Linked DNA regions of Mus musculus: region 1 is linked to region 2. The links are chromatin loops, found by intact Hi-C in ENCODE. Cell type or tissue: gastrocnemius. All regions are shown on one strand.

Region 1 (2,500 bases), 77 kb before region 2:
AGTTACCTCAAAGGAGTCCCAGGGCCTAGCAACCACCCGGGTGGACTTGAACTGGGGATGTCGCTCCCTGGAGTGAGGGGGAGGGGGGGAGGTTAGACGCCCTTTAAGAGCGGCAGGAACTGAGGCAAATCAAGCTCACCAGTCTTGAGACTACACAACCACTATTTTGTTTCTAGATGTTCAGAAATTCAACCAATAGGTTGAATGAAGAGCTTCATACTAGAAAAGTCTCACCTGGGGCAATTCCAGACCAACACCCCCACCTTGCTGTCATTGGGGACATTAAACCGCTAAGGTCCTCTGAGCCTTATGGAAAAATTTTTAAATGAAAACACCTTCCTGTGAGTTCACAGGAAAAAAACCTGAGTACTATTAGGTGGTTTTCAGAAACCCCAGGTGACGGTCTTTCTGTGAACGTCTGCCCAAAATTAAAACGTACGAGGTAACCTCAACACACACAAGACTCCACTTCTAAACCTCACTTGATGGCTAAACTGCACCAATACCAAAAACCTACTGTCTCAAAAAAAGGGAACAAAAATTTTTTACATTCAACCTCACTACACTAAGATACAGGATTTAGCCTACAGGAAAGAACACGCGTAAACGCTTCCCACTCTGACAGCCAGCCCTTGCTTCCCTGCCCTGGAGCAGAGGAAAGAAAGGAACCACTTTCTAGTCTAGCCCTAGGCCTCCATCCCGAACTGTCAATCCCCCCTGCCTGGTGGATCTCGATCCAACGGAGTTTTTAAAGTGCCCGCGCCGCTGGCAGCCCCGCGGCTCGGGCGCACTCACCCCTGGATGCCCGGGCTGTACGCGCGGCTCTTCCACGGCGTGCCGGGCCGCGCCGCCTGGGCCCCGGGGCCGCCCCCTCCGCTCAGCGTGGCCGCGCGGCTGCCCGACAGCAGGTAGTTGAGGCCATACGTGCTGGCCTTGTTCTCGCGTTTCCGCCGACCCGGGTGGAACTGGTGCTGCGGCGGCGAGCCGGCGGGCGTGGAGCCGCGTGGGCCCGGGTGTGCGTGGGCAGCACCGTCGGCGAAGCTGAAGAAGGTGCGGCCGCTGCCGGCGCGGCCGAGCGAGGTGCTGCTGGAGGACGACGACGAGCAGCCGGGACTCTCGGTGCCCGACTCGGCGTTGGACGACGACGAGGACGACGACGACGACAGCGACGGGGACTTGTGCAAGCGTCTTGCGCTGTCCGCCGCGGGCCCTAGCGCGGTAAGCAGCGCCGGGGGCAGCGCGGCGGGGCCGGGCGCCGGCGGCGGGGACGAGGCGGCGGGCGCCGGCCCCGGGCCTCCTGCTGCTGGTGCTGCGCGCCCCGCCGCCCCGGGCGCGGCCGCCGTGTCCAGCGCCGGCGAGTTGAGGCAGAAGTAGGACGCGAAGCCGGAGCCGCCACGGCCCACGCCCTGCGAGGTCTCCCAGATCTGCATCCACAGGGCATTGGCCGGCCCCTTCTGCTCCGGCTGGATCCAGGCCACGCGCGGATCCATCCACGCGCCGCCCCCGCGGGGCCCGCGTCGCCCGCCGCGCCCCGCCCCCGCCGCGCCCCGCCCCGCCGCGCCCCGGGCCGGCCGCGCGGACGGACGGACGGACGGGCCTGGGCCGCGCTCCGGTGCGCGCGGATGGGCGCGGGCGGCGCTCGGTGGGGCGCGCGGCGCAGCTGCGGTCCCGGTGGCTCAGGCGGCGCGGGGAGGGCGAGGGGGCCGCGGCGGCGGCGGCGTAGCGTGCGGGCGGCAGGGAGAGGCCATCGAAGGGGCGGTGACCGGCCGAGGGGGCGGGCCCAGAGCGTCGGGCCGTCAGTCAGTCACGGCGCTCCTGCGGCGCGGCGGCGGAAAGACGCCCTCGGCGGCGGCCGGGAACGGAGAGGGATGGGGGCCGCCGCCTCAGCTCCAATGAGGGGCGGGGAGGCGGCGCGGGGGCGGCGGCGCGGGGGCGCGGCCTCCCTCGCGGGCCGCGGCGCAGTGCGCACGCGCGGGGATTTCAAATCCTCACTAGACAGCGCCGCCTTGGTTACCGCGCTTGCGCACTGCGCGCTCCGGGCGGCGGCGGAGAGACAGTGGCGCGGGCGCATGCAGACCAGACAGACAGGGCGGGGCCGGAGGGGCGGGTGCGGGTCGGCGCTGGGCTGTGTGGGCCGCGCTGCGCGTGCGCAGACACGCCAGCGTGCCGGGTGGAAGTTTCCGCGCCGGCTGGTGTGCTGCGGTCGCGGACCGCCTGGGAAAACGAAACCGCTGCGACTGCACCGGGTCGAGCCCCCGCCCTCCCGCCTTCTCCTCGCGTGCTCTGTACGGTGGAGTGACTGGGCAGAGCCGGCCACGCGTGGCCCGTCGCTCGCAACGCGCTCCACCAAACGCGCCTGCTCTGGCATGCGCCGCGTGCGGGCGCCACGGCCCGTGAAGCCGGAAGCAGCTCTGGTGTCCTGTGCGTTTGGTGTGCGGGTCCAGCCCAGCGGGTGCCCGCTCTGCCTCTGCCGTCCTTGGGCCTCTGCATCCGGGCTCCG
Region 2 (2,500 bases):
TATATGTGGGTCAGAAGACACCTTCGGCTGTCGGTATTTACCTTCTACCTGTTGTTCGCTGCTGTGTATACCACCATCTTACCTAGCTCCTGGGCCCTAGGGGTTCTCTCATCTCTGCATTCATTTCCCTACAGGGTCACTGGTATTGCAGAATCTTGTGTGGGATGCAAACTCAAGTCCTTGGGCTTGAACGGCTATGCACCTGCTGAGCCATCTCCTCAGCTTCTGGAATACTCTATCAACAATTTGGGTTACACAGAACTCAGTCTTCCTTGTATGTTGATTGTGCCCTCATATAAAGGGCCTGCATTAATACTGACAAGAAATCAGTCAAAAATCAACTCCCCAGCCCTGCATGGTGGCGGTGCACATCTTTAATCCCAGCACTCATGAGGCAAAGGCAGGTGGAACTCTGAAAGTTCAAGACCAGTCTGGTCTATAAAGTAAGTTCCAGGACAGCCAAGCTGTTACACAGAGAAACTCGGTCTTGAAAAAACAAACAAAACAAAACAAAACAGCAAAAGATCAATCAACTCATGTACCATAGTGGCCACAGTGGACTTTGGGCAATAGATCTAGAAACTCATTCTTTCTCCTCACTGGATTTAAGAAAGCAGAGGCTATTAACACAACAATGCATTCTCCCAGCCTCTCTGGGAAATGAATACTTTAGGATCAGAGAGGATAAGAGACTTTCCCATGTCCCAAATGTCACAGAACTCAACTTCCTTAGATATAGAGACATCCTTTTTTTTTTTTAATTGTGCACTTTTCAGAATCTAGATGAAAACATTTAAACGTTATTAATAAATGTTGGGTCAGTTAAAGATAAGACCTAGAGACAGTCCAGTCCAGTTTATTAGAAAACCCAAAGACTTGAGGCGGTCACTAAAACATTTTTCACATAACACCTCCTGGGAAAGATTCATACCATCTCACACAGAGAAAGCAAAACATCTCTGAAATTGCTCCAGTCCACATTCGGGGTCCACAGTGGTTCCAGAGTAGGTTGTTAGCAAGCTGAAGCTAGGTCACCTGGCTATGGGACAGGCTACCAGGGATAGATTCCCCAAGGGGGAAACAGTAGAAATGCAGCTTGGATGGCATCGCAGATACTCCTTAGGGCGGAGTCTGCAGATGGGCAGGGAAGAAATCCGGACCACTGTGCCACTATCCCTGACCAGACACGAACTTCCACCGCTTCTGTGCGGTCCTTTCTACCTCCCTTTCTAGACAATCCTTTGTATTTCGGAATTAAGTCTCTGAGCCGCGGGTCCTCGGGAGCAAGCGCAGGAGGGAAGACCATTACCTTTGCACGTAGTGGATCAGAAACATAGCTAGCAGGACGCGGTTAGGCAGGTTGCCCAGTCGGGCGGCTGCAGGACGGATGCACTCGTACAGCGGCCAGGCCATTGAAGGCAGCTCCTGTAGGAACCAGGCAGGTCGCGCGGGCACTCGGCGGCCGGACCACTGCGAGGAGTAGCGGCCGTAGGAAGAGCCCACCATCTGGAGCCCCACGAAGGCCACGAAAGCCAGGAAACCCTCCAGGTAGACTAGCGCATCCAGTAGGCGCAACTCATCCAACTCCATAGCTGAGGTCGAGCAGCGTGCTCCATGCTCGGATGTCCAAGTGGAGCCACATATAAGCTCAGGAGGAGGGCGCAGAGCAGCCCACAAGGGCCAGCGCTCCAGCAGGGTGTACCTGCCCAGGGGAGGGGCGAGCCACCTGCTCGGGCGGAGACAGGAGCACAGGCTAGCACCACCAGAAGATACCCTCCCGCCCGTAATCCAAACGAGAGAACGATTGGGTAAAACCCCGCCCACACAGGGAGCCACGCCTCTTCGGGGGGAGGGCGCCTTAGTCTCGAGCCCCGCTCCTCAGAGCCCCGCCCGATCTTGGAGCGCTACACACATTGGCTGAGAGCTCCTTTGGCTCGCGAAAAGTTCTGCCGGAGCTCCGCCCCCTCAGCGCCACAGCGGAGCACCAGAGCCTCGCATCACCCACAAAGTCCCGCCTACACAGCAAAGACCCCGCCTCTTCGCTCGAAACAGACTCTCGCTCCGCCCCGCCTAACTTGCAACCACGCCCCTCCACAGTCTAACCCGGACAGCGACAGATCGGACAACACTCCATGACTCTCTGCGCACGCGCTACGATCAGGTCGTCCATGCAGGTGCCTGAGTCTCTGTGTAAGACGGGGAGATTCACGCTCAGTGGCGTTTAAGGTTGATTTGAGGAAACACGTTCTCTATAGGAATACCACCCTTTTTTTTGCGTGAGTTCTCGGCGGGAGCATGTTGTGTCTTTCAGGCATATTTTTTGACTGCCTCTGCTAGGACCCAGCCGCGGGGTCCTCGGGATGCAGCCGGAAGTGCAGCGTGCGTGCGGTTTGGTGGGTCGCTGTGTGCGCTCCGCGTGTGCAGCCGCGTGGGCCATGGGGCGGCGGGCGCGGGGCCGGCGGTTCCAGCAGCCGCCGCAGCCTGAGGGCGAGGAAGACGC

Evidence for each region. A loop is a pair of places that touch in the nucleus more often than their neighbours do. Peaks named below come from ENCODE experiments on the same cell type or tissue, not always from the same donor. Only the 100,000 strongest peaks of a DNase experiment are listed, where the experiment ranks them.
Region 1: a loop joins it to region 2, with 2.2 times the contacts of the local background. A loop is called at or near these places in 15 of 42 quality-filtered maps.

What each region holds. Positions count from the first base shown.
Region 1 is chr13:69,532,693-69,535,192 of GRCm38, forward strand. Tent4a (terminal nucleotidyltransferase 4A) reads right to left here and starts at 1,172. Exons shown (of 13, transcript NM_198600.2): 1 at 796-1,172. It overlaps A930018O16Rik, which reads left to right and starts at 1,623. Exons shown (of 1, transcript XM_011244606.3): 1 at 1,623-2,500. The coding sequence starts at 1,623. In gastrocnemius, no CTCF peak of the experiment used is centred here; DNase peaks (open chromatin) are centred at 38, 1,032, 1,449 and 2,061; H3K4me3 peaks cover 2,500 bases; H3K27ac peaks cover 2,323 bases.
Region 2 is chr13:69,609,658-69,612,157 of GRCm38, forward strand. Srd5a1 (steroid 5 alpha-reductase 1) reads right to left here and starts at 1,806. Exons shown (of 5, transcript NM_175283.3): 1 at 1,310-1,806. The coding sequence starts at 1,590. It overlaps Nsun2 (NOL1/NOP2/Sun domain family member 2), which reads left to right and starts at 2,359. Exons shown (of 19, transcript NM_145354.5): 1 at 2,359-2,500. The coding sequence starts at 2,436. In gastrocnemius, no CTCF peak of the experiment used is centred here; DNase peaks (open chromatin) are centred at 1,420, 1,968 and 2,340; H3K4me3 peaks cover 1,608 bases; H3K27ac peaks cover 1,155 bases.